Linked DNA regions of Homo sapiens: regions 1 and 2 are each linked to region 3. Evidence: chromatin contacts called from ENCODE Hi-C or POLR2A ChIA-PET data. All regions are on one chromosome and are shown on one strand. The core of a region is the stretch at or near the end of the contact, and the rest is flanking DNA. Distances in the headings are between cores, read along the strand shown. Region 1 holds the start of ZP3 (zona pellucida glycoprotein 3). Region 2 overlaps HIP1 (huntingtin interacting protein 1). Region 3 has its middle 35 kb from the start of SRRM3.

Evidence for each region. A loop is a pair of places that touch in the nucleus more often than their neighbours do. ChIA-PET counts read pairs that join two places held with the same protein, here RNA polymerase II (POLR2A). Pooled maps may share reads with other maps.
Region 1: a loop to region 3 is called in a pooled map, with 6 times the contacts of the local background. The contact joins the promoter of ZP3 here to the enhancer-like site in region 3. A Hi-C loop is called at or near these places in 2 of 50 pooled maps. POLR2A ChIA-PET finds 5 or more read pairs at or near these places in 2 of 52 experiments (A673 and PC-9).
Region 2: a loop to region 3 is called in a pooled map, with 3 times the contacts of the local background. The contact joins two enhancer-like sites. A Hi-C loop is called at or near these places in 1 of 50 pooled maps. POLR2A ChIA-PET finds 5 or more read pairs at or near these places in 3 of 52 experiments (GM10248, activated CD4-positive, alpha-beta T cell and activated CD8-positive, alpha-beta memory T cell).

The regions. Positions count from the first base shown.
Region 1 is chr7:76,423,310-76,426,322 of GRCh38, forward strand. ZP3 (zona pellucida glycoprotein 3) reads left to right here and starts at 1,641. Exons shown (of 8, transcript NM_001110354.2): 1 at 1,641-1,967. The coding sequence starts at 1,656. RefSeq lists a silencer at 743-1,037.
Region 2 is chr7:75,661,686-75,664,385 of GRCh38, forward strand. The region is part of intron 1 of HIP1 (huntingtin interacting protein 1); the gene reads right to left. Among named protein-coding and RNA genes, the nearest start is that of HIP1, 76 kb to the right of the region's middle. Within about 2 kb of position 1,251, at least 4 of the 41 ENCODE cell types and tissues checked have a DNase peak (open chromatin) inside an H3K27ac peak, as active enhancers do.
Region 3 is chr7:76,165,842-76,168,624 of GRCh38, forward strand. No RefSeq gene overlaps it. Among named protein-coding and RNA genes, the nearest start is that of SRRM3, 35 kb to the right of the region's middle. Within about 2 kb of position 1,515, at least 2 of the 41 ENCODE cell types and tissues checked have a DNase peak (open chromatin) inside an H3K27ac peak, as active enhancers do.

The DNA of each region.
Region 1 (3,013 bases), core at 391-2,890, 260 kb after region 3:
CAAAGCATGGGAATTTACATCAGGGATAGGGCATGCCGGCTGTGCTGGGCAAAGCACGTGAAGGTATGCAGGTTGGCATTATCTGGTTGCCATGGTTATCTTGAGTTATGGGCCACCTGGTAGTCTGGCTGGTGGCAACAAGGCTGTCAATCAGTTCAGCATTCCTTCCTGAGGTGGGACACTCCACAACCTTGGTTTGATATTTGAATCTCCTAAGGTCAGTTCCTGGGATTCTCTTAAGTAATAGGCATGTTTCCACATGATGATGTCAGTGAAATCGTGGTATGGGTCTGGTGATCACTGGGAATGCAGGAAAGAATGCAGTGGTTGGGCCAGGTGTGGTGGCTCATGTCTGTAATCCCAGCACTTTGGGAGACTGAGGTGGGCGGATCCCTTGTGGTGAGGAGCTGGGCATGGTGGAACAAGCCTGTAATCCCAGTTACTCGGGAGAGTAAGGCAGAAGAATTGCTTGAACCTGGGAGGCGGAGGCTGCAGTGAGCTGAGATTGCACCACTACACTCCAGCCTGGGCAACAGAGTGAGATTGTCTCAAAAAAAAAAAAGAATGCCCTGGTCGGGGTGAGCTGAAGCCAAGCCCCGCTTCTGCTGTGTCTCAGTATGAACTCCGGGGGATTCACCCAGGAATGAAGAACGCAGGGCCCCTTCTCCACCTCTCTTCACACAGCTGCCTCTGCCTGAACTGACCTACCCCCCGGCCTCCCATAAAATAAGGCAGAGACCCATGAAATTCCTCCTGTCTCCTAATTGATACCGCCTCCTTTTTCTCACACTTGGAATGAGCTCCTTATGTCTCAGATCTAATCCCCCTGACTCTTCAATCAAGGGCTTTCTCCTGTGTCCCCCACAGACCTGGGACAGCTCCCTTGCCGGGCTGCGAGCTTCCTAAGGGCAGGGCCAGCAGGGGATCGGAGGGAAGCTGTGATACATTGTGGTGCACCAGGCAGGCAGCACACTCTTTGCAAACTTTTACATGAATACACATGGGGATTTACAAGCTAAAAACTTTCAAGTGGGCTGGGGCGGGCGCGGTGGCTCACACCTGTCATCCCAGCACTTTGGGAGGCTGAGGCAGGAGGATCACTGGAGGTCAGGACTTCAAGACCAGCCTGCCCAACATAGTGAAACCCTGTCTCTACCAAAAATACAAAAATTAGCCAGGCGCGGTGGCGCATGCCTTCCTGTAATCCCAGCTATTTGGGAGTCTGAGGCAGGAGAATCACTTGAACCTGGCTGAGAAGTGGAGGATGCAGTGAAACGAGATCATACCACTGCACTCCAGCCTGGACAACAGAGTGAGACTCTGTCTCAAAACAAAACAAAACACAACAAAAACAAACAAACCACAAACACACACACACACAGCAAAAAAAAACTTTAATGTGGATACACGTGGGGGATTTCCAAGCTAAAAACCAAATTCTGCTGTGGTCATGCTGGGGTGAAGGCTGAGAGTTTGCAGTTCTAACAAGCTCCCAGGTGTTACTGATGCTTCTGGATGGAGACCACTTTATGCAACAAGGGCCCAGCTGGCTAGGGAAGGGAGGCAGCTGAGAAGCTGAGAGCCCAGGTGGCAGCAGCCAGCATCCCACGGGTATAAGATGGCCAGAGGCGGCTGCCTGCTGCTCTGCAGGTACCATGGAGCTGAGCTATAGGCTCTTCATCTGCCTCCTGCTCTGGGGTAGTACTGAGCTGTGCTACCCCCAACCCCTCTGGCTCTTGCAGGGTGGAGCCAGCCATCCTGAGACGTCCGTACAGCCCGTACTGGTGGAGTGTCAGGAGGCCACTCTGATGGTCATGGTCAGCAAAGACCTTTTTGGCACCGGGAAGCTCATCAGGGCTGCTGACCTCACCTTGGGCCCAGAGGCCTGTGAGCCTCTGGTCTCCATGGACACAGAAGATGTGGTCAGGTTTGAGGTTGGACTCCACGAGTGTGGCAACAGCATGCAGGTAAGAGAGGCTGGGGGCCCTGGCTTTGGTGGGAGGATGTTCGAGGCAGCCGGGTATGGGGACTGTGGCCACCATCGGTGGGAGGTGGGGTTGGGTGGATCCCTCTCACTTGTAGGTGGGGAGGTGGCCCAGTTGAGGCCTGAAGCTGGCACTGAGGTCACCGGACCCAGGGCAGCTCCTGCCTCTGATGCCCGACATTGGGTCGATGGGGTGGAGCCAGAGGTGGCCGTGCACTTCAGGCTGGCCCAAGCCACGCCACTCTCTCTCAGGTGGGTTTGTGACACACACAGGCCTGCGTGATAGGATAGCCCTGTGGGTAGCCTAAGGGGCTGTTTCTAAGGCTGGGGGCATTAGGAACTCATCCTGAAGAGACCCAAAGTATACATTATCTTAAAAACAACAAGTGGGCCGGGTGCAGTGGCTCATGCCTGTAGTCCCAGCACTATGGGAGGCCAAGACTGGAGGATCACTTGAGGCCAGGAGTTTGAGGCCAGCCTGGGCAACATAGTGAGACCCCATCTCTTAAGCCTTTAAAAAAACTAACTGGGGCCTGGTGTGGTGGCTCACGCCTGTAATTCCAGCACTTTGGGAGGCTGAGGAGTTTGAGACCAGCCTGGCCAACATGGTGAAACCCCATCTCTACTAATAATACAAAAATTAGCCAGGCATGGTGGTGCGTGTCTGTAATCCCAGCTACTCAGGAGGCTGAGGCAGGAGAATCGCTTGAACCCAGGAGGCAAAGGTTGCAGTGAGCTGAGATTGTGCCACTGCACTCCAGCCTAGGCAACAGAGCGAGACTCTGGCTCAAAAAAAAAAAAAAAATTCCACATAGATAAGTGGTATGGGGGCGGGGGCATCATAACCTTGGTGTTAAAGACCTTAAAAGCATCAGTGGGTCCCTGGGGGCAGCTCCAAGGGGGAGAGGCTTAACCTGTGGTACATGCAGGAAAAGACCAAGAAATCCAGGCCAGACCTCCCTTTCCCTAGCCAGTGGGGAAAGAGGCTGCAAGGAGAGGCCTTACGGCAGGGCAGGGCTGGGCACACAG
Region 2 (2,700 bases), core at 1-2,500, 500 kb before region 3:
GCAGGGAATGGGGAGCAAAAGGTGCTACAAGTGCTGTTAGGTCCTGATGTCATCTTGGGGGCAGCTACAGCAGAGTAACGCAGGCCTAAGTCCAAATGTGTGCCTTGGAGCCACTGGGGGAGGATGGGCAGTGGGAGGTGGTGAGAGGGATTTCTCTTTGGGAAAGGCTGGTGGTGAAGGGCAGGGAGTCACAGGAAGTTCCCCAAGAGTGTGGAAAAATCCAGAGGAGGCAATCAGGCTTTTAAGGATGGAGAAGATTTGCATATGGTGGGAGGCAGAAGGAACGGAGTGAAGAGGAAGCGCAATGGGAGAGAGATGGATGAGTGGACAGGGTCTCTGAGGAGGGGTGGACTGGAGAGTGGGTGCGTGAGTGAGCCACAAGGGGTGAAGGTGGAGGGGAGGGAGGAGGGGAAGGAGGGGGCGTAGCTGGCGATGTCATGGGGGATGAAATCAGAGATGATGAGGAGGCTCACACTGGAGGGTCTCCACTATTTTTGTTTGTTTGTTTGTTTGTTTGAGACAGGTTCTTGTTCTGTCACCCAGGATGGACCACAGTGGTGCGATCACAGCACATGGCAGCCTGGAACTCCTGGGCTCCAGTAACCCTCCCACCCCAGCCTCCCGAGTAGCTGGGAGTACAGACCTGCACCACCACGCCCAGCTATTTTATTTGGTAAAGATGAGGTCTTGCTATGTTGTCCTAGCTGGTCTCAAACTCCTGGTCTCAAGCAATCCTCCTACCTGGGACTCCCCCAGTGCTCAGACTACAAGTGTGAGCCACCATGCCTGGCTGGAAAGAGGCTTTTATTTATTTTATTTTATTAACTAATTTATTTTTGAGACAGCGTCTCGCTCTGTCGCCCAGGCTGGAGTGCAGTTGCGTGATCTCAGCTCACTGCAACCTCCCTCTCCCAGGTTCAAGTGACTCTCCTGCCTCAACTTCCCTAGAAGCTGGGATTACAGGCACACACTACCATGCCTGGCTAATTTCTGTATTTTTAGTAGAGACGGGATTTCACCATGTTGGTCAGTCTTGTCTCGAACTCCTGACCTCAAATGATCCATCCTCCTCAGCCTCCTGGAGTGAGCCACGGTGCCTGGCCTGGAAAGAGGTTTTTAAAGGTTAGAGGACACGAGGGCCTGTTTTTAAGCTGAGAGGAGGAATAATTATTGAAGATATGAAAGAGAATGGGGACAGGGACAGAGCAAGTTCTCAGAGGACACCAGCACAGGTGGCTAAGATCCGAGCTGCTTCCTGCAGCGTCACCACACCGGCGACCCATGCTGAGGCTTCCTCAATGAAAATCCCCACCTTTTTTCTACATGAACTGCTGCAAGCCACAGTTGCCCATCTGATATTTGCATGCCTGTGAGTTTCAGATGTAACTACAAGAATTTACACTTATCCTAATTACGTTTCATAAACTGTCTTTATGATCATCTGTTCTGGTACAACGACCAAGAAAACATTCAGTGGGTGGTTTGGCAAGTTCTGTTTTGAATCAGCTGTGCACCAGGTGTGTGCCAGGCCAGTAGGAAGATCCCGGACAGCGTCTTTGCTCTCCAGATGTCTGTAGTGTAAGTGGGAAGGAAAACTCAAAGACAGATCATTTAAACAAATATAATGTCCAGACCAGGAGGGGTGGCGTACACCTATAGTCCCAGCTACTCAGGAGGCTGAGGTGGGAGGATCGCTGGAACCTAGGCAGTCAAGGCTGCAGTGAGCTATGATTGCACCACTGCACTCCAGCCTGGGTGACAGAGTGTGTCATCCTGGCGGCACTGCTCCTACCCCTACAGCAGGCGAGGCGGACTGATGTAGGAGGCAGATGGTCAATTCAGGGTGTTTGCCAGGGGACAGGAGCAGATCTGAGTTTTTGATGCATCACTGACCTCTGTGCAGGGACAGCTCTGAGGATGGCCAGGGTGGAGACTGGGATCAGTGAAGAGGGTACTGCCAGTTCTGGGTGTACTAGATGAGTCCTGACCATGAGCAGTGAAAATAGGAAAGAGATGAGAGAACAGAGCCGCCAGGGAGTATTTAGGAGGTAAAACCCAGCAGGAGACGGGAATGGAAGGGAGTGGGAGGGGAGTGGAGTAGTGAGTGATAATTTGACTTCTAGTTTTCTGACTCAGCTAATCAGTAGAGCAACGGTCCTGCTAAGGCAAGATTACAGGGGATCAGAACACAGGGAGGTGTCAGCCTCTAGCAGGGGAACAGCTACCTTCCATTATTTTATGTATGTGTGTATATATATATATACACATATATGTGTATATATATATACACATATATGTGTATATATATACACATATATGTGTATATATATACACATATATGTGTATATATATACACATATATGTGTATATACACATATATGTGTATATACACACACATATACACACATATGTGCATACATACATGTATGCATATATGCACACACATGTGTGTACATACATACATGTATGTGTGTATATTTACATACATATATGTACATACATATATACACACATATACATATGTATATATACATATATTGTGTGTGTATACATACACATACTATATACACACATATATGTATACATACATATATACACACATATATGTATGTATATATGTATGTATATGTATACATACACATGCATATATATGTGTGTATGTATACGTATACATACATATATACACATACATATGTGTAT
Region 3 (2,783 bases), core at 265-2,764:
CCCTGGGCTGATCACCCTGGGAAGAACTAAGCCAAGGTTTCTCACCCTCAGGTCCGAGGGGTTCAATTAACGGGCCCTTAGGGAGGTGCGAGCCTCCTGAAACGATGCAAGGTGCCTGGCCTAATTTTTATATTTTTAGTAGAGATGGGGTTTCACCATATTGGCCAGGCTGGTCTCGAGTTCCTGACTTCAAGTGATCGGAATGCCTCGGGCACACAAAATGTTGGAATTACAGGCGTGAGCCAACGCGCCCGGCCAGCCCTATTTATTTAAGCCTATACATTTTGCACTTGTTAAAAGTATTTGAACATACAATTACCATGTTTTCTTTAAGCGGTCCCTCCCTGTTGCACACTTGGATAGTTTATTTTTTTAGACAAGGTTTACTTCAGTCTCGCAGGATAGAGTGCTGTGATGGGATCATAGCTCATTGCAGCCTTGAACCTTGGGGTTCAAGTATCTGGGAAGCTGAGGAGGGACTACAGAGATGGAGTCGCGCCATGTTGCCCAGGCCGCTCTTTAACTCCTGGCCTGAAGGGATCCTTCCGCCTCGGCGGAGCCCGGACATAGTTTTCTAGTTTTGACCCACAGAAACACTGTGCTGGGTCGGAGTTTGTCAACTACCCTTCTCCAGCCAGCAACACACAGAACATGGCGGGGAAGTCACGGTCACCAGGCTCCAAACCGAGGAGAAAACAGCCCAGCTCCAGGCACTGTAGCGTCACTGTGACATCGCCGAAGGCCGGCGCTATTACGTCGCCGGAAGGCCCGCGCCTGTGACGTCAGCGGAGGCGCGCCCCTTCTGTAGAACCAATCGGAACTCGAGGCGCGGCGGCTGGGTATTCCAGGAGAGCGCATGCGCAGACGCGTGGCCACAGACTGCCGGTCAGTGTCAGTAGGCGGCGGGTTAGTGTCCGCAGGCTCCGACTCGGCCGCCGACACCAATAAGCTACAAGGACGAGCTTTACCACTGCCTGTACTACTGCTACCTGCGCGACTTCCCAGCCTGCGGCGTAGGGCGCAGCAAGGGCCTGACGCTGAGCGAGTAGGCGCTGCGCACCAAGCGGCTGTGGCCCGGAGGGCACTGTCGGGCAGAAGCTCCTCAGTGGCCACCACAAGCCCGCTAGCTCCGGCTACAGCCCTTGCCGCACACTCGCGTCACCTGAGCCTGTGTAGGTGCGCCCCCCCAACTCCTCCCCCAGCCAGGTCCCGGGGACACCGGCAGCGTCCCCCACCGCCCGGCGCCGCTCATTCTGGGCAGGATCGGCCCCGTCTGAGGCTACACCGCATTAGGGAGCTGCACCCCTCGGCTTGACCTCTCATGGCCTTTGCAACAACATCAAAGCCTTTGGAACTTTGTAGGGGGTACGAGGGGCTAGGAAACCAAGAAAACATCTCTTTAAAAATATAAGCGATCGGGCCGGGCACGGTGGCTCACGCCTTTAATCCCAGCACTTTGGGAGGCCGAGACAGGTGGATCACGAGGTCGGAAATTCAAGACCATCCTGGCCAGCATGGTGAATGCCGTCTATACTAAAAATAAAAAATTAGCCGGGCGTGGTGGCGGGCACATGTAATACCAGCTATTCGGGAGGCTGAGGCAGAGGCAGAGAATTGCTTGAACCCGGGGGGCGGCGGCTGCAGTGAGCCGAGATCGCGCCACTGCACTCCAGCCTGGGCGACAGACCGAGACTCCAACTAAAAAAAAAAAAATATATATATATATATATATATATATATATATATATTTGGAGCCCGGGAGGTTGAGGTTACCGTGAGCTGAGATTACGCCACTGCACTTCAGCCTGGGTGACAGAGGGAGACCATGTCTCTAAAAAAAATTACATGTGAGTGAGAGCTTTTCTTCCAGTGCTCATGCTCAGACTGAAGAAAGTAATTGGGCCGGCCTGGTAACTCACGCCCTTAATCCTAGCACTTTGGGAGGCCGAGGTGGGCAGATCCCTTGAGCTCAGGCGTTCCAGACTAGCTTGAGCAACATGGTGAAATTCGGTCTCTACAAAAATACAAAAAATTAGCTGGGCGTCGTGGTGGGCGCCTGTAGTCCCAGCTACTCAGGAGGCTGAGGCAGGAGAATGGTGTGAACCCGGGAGGCAGAGCTTGCAGTGAGCCGAGATCGCGCCATTGCACTCCAGCCTGGGCGACAGAGTGAGACTCCATCTCAAAAAAAAGAAAATGGAAACTTTTGCCAGTGATTCCCTTCCTTCAAACTAATGATAAGGAAATGACGCTGTTCTGTTTTGTTTTCTTTTTGCATGTTTTTTTTTCTTTTTTGAGAGAGGGTCTTGCTCTGTTGCCCAGGCTGGAGTGAGGTGGCGCAATCATGGCTCACTGCAGCCTCGACCTCCCAGACTCAAGCAATCCTTTCCCCAGCCTCCCAAGTAGCTGAGACTGCAGGTGTTTACTACCACAGTTGGCTAATTTTTGTATTTTTTGTAGAGACAGGGTTTCACCATGTTGCCCAGGGTGGTCTCAAACTCCTGGGCTCAGCTATCCTCTACCCTCGGCCTCCCAAAGTGCTGGGATTACAGGCGTGAGCCACTGTACCTGGCTGATGCTGTTCTTTTCAAATGCATATTTACTTTTTTTTTTTTTTTTTTTTTTTTTGAGATGGAGTCTCACTCTGTCTCCCCAGCTGGAGTGCAGTGGTGCAATCTTGGCTCACTGCAGCCTGGTCTTGAACTCCTGACCTCAGATGATCCACATGCCTTGGCATCCCAAATTGCTGGGATTACAGGTGTGATCCACCACACGTGACGATTTTG